Linked DNA regions of Homo sapiens: region 1 is linked to region 2. Evidence: read pairs that join two places in POLR2A ChIA-PET (ENCODE). Cell type or tissue: Panc1. All regions are shown on one strand.

The links. ChIA-PET counts read pairs that join two places held together with the same protein. Peaks named below come from ENCODE experiments on the same cell type or tissue, not always from the same donor. Only the 100,000 strongest peaks of a DNase experiment are listed, where the experiment ranks them.
Region 1: POLR2A ChIA-PET joins it to region 2 with 6 read pairs; 7 of 35 experiments call an interaction of 5 or more read pairs at or near these places.

Annotation. Positions count from the first base shown.
Region 1 is chr4:26,878,931-26,882,930 of GRCh38, forward strand. All of the region lies in intron 1 of STIM2 (stromal interaction molecule 2), which reads left to right. Among named protein-coding and RNA genes, the nearest start is that of STIM2, 20 kb to the left of the region's middle. In Panc1, no CTCF peak of the experiment used is centred here; no DNase peak of the experiment used is centred here.
Region 2 is chr4:26,934,984-26,938,983 of GRCh38, forward strand. All of the region lies in intron 2 of STIM2 (stromal interaction molecule 2), which reads left to right. Among named protein-coding and RNA genes, the nearest start is that of STIM2, 76 kb to the left of the region's middle. In Panc1, no CTCF peak of the experiment used is centred here; a DNase peak (open chromatin) is centred at 1,918.

The DNA of each region.
Region 1 (4,000 bases), 56 kb before region 2:
AGTCACCTCCCATCAGGATCCTCCCCCCACACATGAGGATTACAGTTGGGGGTCAGATTTGGGTGGGGACACAGAGCCAAACCTTATCACCATCTAACTTTTGACGTTATTTTAATATTTTCTTGCTGCTTTGTCTCCCCTGTCGTGTGCTCTTTTTGTATTGCATTCAGATTGACTCATCAGCCTGTAAGTAGGCCAGTAAACTTTTCAATTACTTTTGTGACTCAGAAACTTACCTATAATTCTAGTTAATCTACTTGACTATGTAGTTACTTAATTATGTAATCGACATGACAGCATAGATCTTCCATTTTTGTATAGTTTGTACCAAAAATCTCTAACGAGGATTTCATGGTTTCACTTAGTTGATTTCACAATCTAATGGTTGTGAAACTGTTAATCTTTTTTTTTTTTACCTGCCTGTGGTGAAGAATGCATAGTTTTGTAGAAGGATTATGGGATTGAGTCAGGTGACCTGGGATATTATACCATTTCTTTTATCTGCTTGTCTATTCAATTACAAAACATTTATTGAATACCTTTTTTATTCTGGGTGGTGAGATATTATTACTATGAATTCTGATAGCTTTACACAGTCATTGTGTTAAGTTTTTCATAGGTTCACATTTAATTCTCCCAACAACTCTATGAGAGCAGTAGGTATTATATGTAGTAATTATTTGAGGAAACCGAAGGACTATGTAAGTATCATGCCCATTATCTCATAGATAGTAAAGAGAAGCAAGCCTTCCACAAACATTAGTAATATTCCATCTCATGGATACTTCATAATATATGTAACTATTCCTTGTCATTAGAAACACACTTTAAGTTTTAGCTTTGTAAGTAATGATTCAGCCAGAGTCCTAAGAGGTATACTTGATTGTTCTGGGCCCTCATCGCCCACATTCTGACCTCCTGCCAGTAAATACTATGGGTTCTAGCCACCACATTATGTCTTGAGTTTCTCTGCTTTTTTCTATTTTCATTGCCATCACTCTGGTCTGGGCTACCATTCCCTCTTACTGGGATTCCTGCAGTACCTTCCTAACTTCTTGTTATCATTCTTTACCTTCTGCAGTCTAATCTCAGAAGTACACATAAGATAATTTTCTCCCCCCGCTTTAGAGGCTTATGTAATTATGATAGAATAGAAACCTTTTATGCTGGCCTGCAAATTGCTGCATGATCTGGCCCCTGTCTACCTTTGTAGCTTCATCTGTTTTTACCATTTCCATCTACCCAGCTTCCTTTCTGCTGCTGGAGTATGTGAAACTCTTTCTCTGTTTCTGGGCCCTGGCGCTTGAGGTTTCCCACATCTTGATTGTTCCTTCTCATCTTTTTGCATGTCTGGATGCAGTATATTTTTGGTTTTGTATTTTTTCAGGACTTTTTTTGGTGACTTCCTATAGGAGCAGGCTCTGTCTTTGCTGTCCCTGATAAACATACACGGTATTTTGTTAATTTCCTTTATAATACTTACAACCAGAAATTACATTTTAATATGCTTATTAACTTGTTATCTGTACTTATCCACAGAAATATAAGCTGTAAAAGGATTGGGCCCTTGTACTCATGTAGTATCTAGATAGTACACAGTGTCTCATAGGTAACTACATAAAACTTTTTGGATGAATGCCTTGGTTCATACCTTTTGTGCATAAACCTTCATATATATAAATATATATGTAAATATATATATAAATATATATGTAAATATATATATAAATATATATGTAAATATATATGTAAATATATATATATGTATATATATATCTAATTTTCTTTTTCCCGAGGATAGACAGCCAAATTAGAATTAAGCTAGAGGAAATATTTAATGCATTTTAAACCAGATACGGTAACTTAAAATGTTTTAGAAGTGATTTTTTTCAAAGATCTTAGAATTCTTAAAATTGGTACTTTGTTATTTTTATTTTATTCTTCTCTTGTATACATAGGTTCTCTTATTTTGAACTTGGAAAATATATGCAAGTGTAGACAAGAGAATAAAACAAATTTTACTCTTCAGAAAGAACCATTTTGGTATTGTTCTTTTCTATATGTATATGTAGTATTATTTTATGTAGTTGTGCTATGTTCTGAATATATGTGTCTCCTCAAAATTTATATGTTGAAACCTAAACCTCAAGGTGATGGTGGTACTAAGAGTTATAGCGTTTGGGAAGTGACTAGGTCATAAGGACAAAACCCTTATGAATGGGATTAGTGCCCTTATAAAAGAGGCCAGACGGGGGCTGGGCGCGGTAGCTCATGCTGGTAATCGCAGTTCTTTGGGAGGCCTAGGCAGGTGGATCATCTGAGGTCAGGAGTTTGAGACCAGCCTGGCCAATATGGTGACACCCCGTCTTTACTAAAAATACAAAAATTAGCCCGGTGTGGTGGTGCATGTCTGTAGTCCCAGCTACTTGGGAGGCTGAGGCAGAATAATGGCTTGAACTCTGGAGGCAGAGGTTGCAGTGAGCTGAGATTGCACTGCTGCACTCTAGCCTGGGCAACACAGTGAGACTCCATCTCAAAAAAAAAAAAAAAGCCACTTTTGCCTTTCCCTTCTGTCATGTAAGGATATAGCAACAAGGTGCCACCTGTAAAGCAAGAGAGCCCTCACCAGACACTGAATCTGCTGGTGCCTTTATCTTGGACTTCCCAGCCTTTAGACCTGTAAGCAAAAAAATTTCTGTTCTTTCTAAATTACCCAGTATAAAGTATTTTGTTATAGCAACCTGAGTGGACTAAGACAAGTTGCAATCCTTTTAGATGGAATTTTGCATCTTTTAAAAATCCAACGTATCCTGAGCTTTTTCTTAACTATTGAATGGAAGATATAAATTATTTCCTCATTGTTGGGTAGATTCTCATTGTTGGATAGTTTTCAGTTTTTCTTTAAAAAATATTGTTGTAGACATTTATTTGCCTAAATCTTTTCTCCACTGTGGATTTTAAGGGCAGCTTCCTAGAAGCATACTATTAAGTTAAAAGATATGTATATTTTACGGTTTAAAAAATATCTATTTGTATGTATTTACTGACAGATTGCTTTCTGGAAGGATTGTGTTTTTGAGTGCCCAATAGTGTTTTTATTGAAACAGAATCTTTGGTATTTTCAGTGAAATGTCATGTTTTTATTTCTTTGATTATTTAGAGTATGATTGGTTTCCCTTTTCTGTGTTGTTAAATACACTGTCCCTTGTAACTGGGGGTTGAGATTGCTCCAGCAAAAGATGTGTTAAACTAATGAGAAGATGAAGACTGATTCTTTTCTGACATTCTCTTATGGTGATTCTTGTAAAAATGTGCTATCATGAAAAGGGTTGAGCTTTCTATTAATAATAAGTTAATTGTGGTTTCATTTTTTCCAGTTTTGTAAAGTTTCAGTTGTTGCTAATTTTTTTTCCCCCAATTGTAATTCTACTCCTGATCTTAGCCAAAAGGCCAAGAAGCAATGCCCCCTTGTAATTCTGGTTTTATCTAGAAACCTAGTTTCTTAAATTTCTTTCTTTCTTTCTTTTTTTTTGTTTTTGTTTTTTGAGACAGGGTCTGGCTCTGTCACTCAGGCTGGAGTGCAGTGGTGCCATTGTAGCTCACTGCAACCTCTGCCTCCCAGGCTCAAGTGATCCTCCTGCCTCAGTCTCCCTAGTAGCTGGAGGTGAATTCAGGCATGTGCCACCATACCCAGCTAATTTTTGTATTTTTTGTAGGGACAGGATCTCCCTATATTGCCCAGGTTGGTCTTGAACTCCCAGGCTCAAGCAGTCCTTCTGCCTTGACCTCCCAAAGTGCTGGTATTACATGAGCCACGGTACCTGGCCCATTAGTCTCTTCTTATGGCTTCAACTACTATATGTAAATCCAGGTGCTATCTGTGTGTCTTTTCTTGTTTCCTTTTCTTTCTTTTTTTTTTTTTATTGAGATGGAATCTCCCTCTGTCACCCAGGCTGGAGTGCAGTGGCGCGATCTCAGCTCACTGCAACCTCCGCTGCCT
Region 2 (4,000 bases):
ATGAGTGAGGCAGAAAGTGTAGATATCATTTTGATAAGGGAAGACATGATTAAACTTTTTAAAATATCTTTTCCTATAAATTTGCCACTATGTCTTTATATTTTAGCTGCAAATTCTATTTTAAAATTTAATTTATATCTGGATTGTGGATGTCTGTTGATCTGAAGAGACCCAGGAAGTAATGATTTTGGACGCCATTGATTAGGAATCTGGAAGAAAGATTCTTATGTAGGTGGAAGTCATCTTATAGGGTATGTGTAAGGTATTTTGGTCTTCAGCAACTCACCAAAGCGTGCTGAGCATTACATACTTGTTTGTCATTTTGGTTACCTCTTCTTTGTTTACGTATATGTAACTATAGTTTAAATTATTCAAAATGAGATAGGCACTCTATACATCTTTTAGAAGCAAGATATTAAATAGAAAAAGGTTAGGGCCACCCTAATACTTCTCATTTAGCTTACAGAGTGAGAAAGGAGGGAAAGAAGTAGATGAAAATGGAGTTGGTGTAGTTCCAAGAAATTGCTCTAAGGAGTAAATAAATTGATGCTCCCTTGACAAGCAGTATTAACTTAACATGAAAACTTGTTAGAAATGCAAATTCTTGAGCCCCACCCCAACCCTACTGAATCAGCAGCTTGGGGATGGGACCTAGCAATCCGTTTTAACAAATCCTCTGGGTGATTCTGATGAAGTTTGAGAACCACTAGACTTTCAGGACTCTGATAGTAGCCAGAAGCTCTTTATCTTGACCTTTTATGAGTAGACAGTATAGTTACAAATCTTACTTTTTTTATGATTAGGTCTTTGAAAATATGGTTCATGACTTACTCTTTGTACCTTGATAAATCTTAAAGTTTTGCATTATATTTTTACAGTTCTTTTAATCTCAGGCACAATATTTATAAATATAAATACTACTGTGATGCTCTTGCAAGATACCTTGTTTTCTGCTCCTGTATTTTGTGACTTTACTTTTGCCAAGTTCAACCTTAAAAATTTCTTTGTATGTTTTATAGGAAGTCATTGACATTCAGTTACTATAAAGCAGGGTTGTATTTGTCTTTTTTATGTGGGGGAGGATCTTTTGGTTTTTAAAGTAAGATGGTTCTGTAACCTAGATGGTTAAGAATCATTGTGCAAGTTATTGAGACAGATTTTAAGAAAACATCTGATGATTTTATATTAGAATATTTCTTACTTAAATTGTGAAACTTCTACCTGGTCCCAGCATTTATTTAGTTTAGTACTTATGTCCTTATGTCCTGACAATTATAGTAACCTATTTACTGGAGTTTCTTCTCTGTCTCTTGCTTTTCCAGTTCATTTACCAACTGCTGTTGAGTTATCTTTTTGTTTATGACATTTGATAAGAGCTGATCCTCCCAGAGCATTTGTGGTCATGTATCTGCTTGTCCCTCAAAGCAACCACAATAGAAAACAGCTTTCTCTTATTCTACTGTTTCTTATCATCCAGACTATCTAATCTCTATGCTTGAGTTCTGATTTATTATTGGGGGTTCCCTCTTGCTGAGGCTGTCTTAGTCATAGGCCATTTGAGAAACACCATTGGTTGTATATAGTTCAGTTATATACAGATTAAATAGGATTTTGTGAACTAGGAAGTTAAACACCATAACATAGTTTCTGTGGAAAGATATGCTTCACTTAGTGGATACATACTCTTAAATGCAACCTACTTATAAACTGAGAATAACTGACTGTAGTATGAGATCTGTGTATGAAGAACCAAAAACTTCTGAAATCATTTCATAGTATGGAGCATCGAAACATTCAACCCAGTGCCTTTTGCCTTTTTTGTTTGAGACAGCATGTCGCTCTGTCACCCAGGCTGGAGTTCAGTGGCGTGAACATGACTCACCACAGCCTTGACCTCCTGGACTCCAGGCATCCTCCCACCTCAGCCTTCCAAGTAGCTGGGATACAGTCATGAGCCACCATGCCTGGCTAATTTTTATATTTTTTGTAGAGATGGGGTTCCAGCGTGTTGCCAGGCTGGTCTGGAACTTCTGGGCTCAAGCGATTTACCTGCCTCAACCTCTCAAAGTGTTAGAATTACAGGCATGAGCCACTGTGCCTGGTGCCTTTTGCTTTTTTCTGGGAGTTGCCACAACCCCTGCTTCAACTAATGACTGTTTTAGCCCCTTTCCCAAATTATTTTTGCTTTCATTAGTCAGACCATATGGTAATTATGTATTTTTTATTAAAAATTATTTCTAATTTCTGTTTCATTAATTTTTAGTTTACTGCAACAAGAATTTCCTATTAAACATTGTTACAGACCGGAAGGGGGCAGAGCAGTGGGAGTAGGGTTGTGAATTAGGACAGGACAGTGTGTCTGCACTTCCCTTTTTCAGTTCCAGCCTGATGGTACTGCCAGTGCTGCCATCTCCCCACTCCTTCCCTCAGCCTTTTCAGCATCACAGCACAGCATTGCATTGATCTAATATACTTTTTTGCGAGTTTAGGACACTTCACATAGTATCTCACCTTAAAGATGTTTTGATGAGTACAGACCTGTTTATTCCCATTTCACAAATGAATTGAATTGTGCCTTTACTGTAACATTAACATTATTAGCCTTGTATTATTATTATTATAGATAGGATGGCCATATAATTTATTATCCCAACTGGCATTTTTTCTGAGTGAAAGAGAGTGTTATTAATAATTACATCCAGACAAAGGGTGTAAACGAGGACTGTCCTAAGCAAATGGGCCATATAATCACCTTCGCCATATGGCTTATCAGCCTGCTTCAGTTGTACTTACCTTTATCTTTGTCTTGCTCCCTCACTAAGTTGTTATTAAATTGATCTAAGTTTTGTGCCAAGATTTCTGCTACTGCTAAACACTGGCTCTACCTCAGTTTGGTTTATCAGTCTGAGTCTTTTTGTATTGTATAGCTTGTTTTCTACTAACATGACGGAAACACTCAGCAACTTTCCATTCCTTTTTCTTTTTTGCAGATAAGTGATTTTTTGTCTTTTTTTCCTCTGGAAATAAATTTAAATAGCTTAATAATTTAAATAGCTTAAATTTAAATAGCTTTTAAAATTTTTAAATAAATTTTAAAAGAAAAATAGCTTTTTCTTATATTAAAATAATGTTGACTCTTTCATTGACTTTTAGAATTTTTTTTTCAGTAGCACATTTCTTGGTTTTCCCAAATTTTCTTTTTTTTTTTAAAACAAAAAAATGTCCCCAGCTTTATTGAGGTATATTTAACAAATAAAGATTGTGTATATGTAAGGTATATGATATGGTGATTTGATATCTTTATACATTGTGAAATGATTATTATCGCAGTCTTATCACCTCACATGTCAAAGGGTACAAACTTTCAGTTATAAGATGAAAAACTCTGGGGATCTAATGTGTAGCTAGTTACTATAGTTAATAATACTGTATCATATATTTGAACTTTGCTAGGAGAGTAGATCTTTTGTGTTTTTACCACAAAAACAAAGGTAACCAAGTTTTCATAACTGAAGAATTTTATATAATAGTCTTAAGTTTTCCTATGAACCTATCCAGCATTTAGCCTGCAGGAAGTTCTCCAAGCACTGACTGCTGCAGTCACTGATCACATAGTCTCAGGAGAGAGTTCTGCTCTAGAAAGCTGTTTGGATTGTCGTAAGGTAAAGTGCTAAGCTATATCAGGGAGGTGTAAGGTAAATAGTTCTTATCCTCAGATAACCTCACATTTAATGCTGTCTCACGTTATCTTCAGCAGTACTTTTTTGAGATGGACAGAAGTGTTCTCTCTTATAGATAAGGAGACAGAGGCTTAAGAGAGATTAAGTTATTTAAGTTACATAGTGTGTGTAAGGAGCACTAGGATTAGAGTCCAACTGTTCCAACTACTGTTCATTCTTCATAACATGTTTAGGCATAATTTCCAGTTTGTTTTTTTTTAAATTTTAAAATTTTTAACTTGTATTCAGTTTTGAGCCGTGGAAGCTGAAAGAGGCTCTCT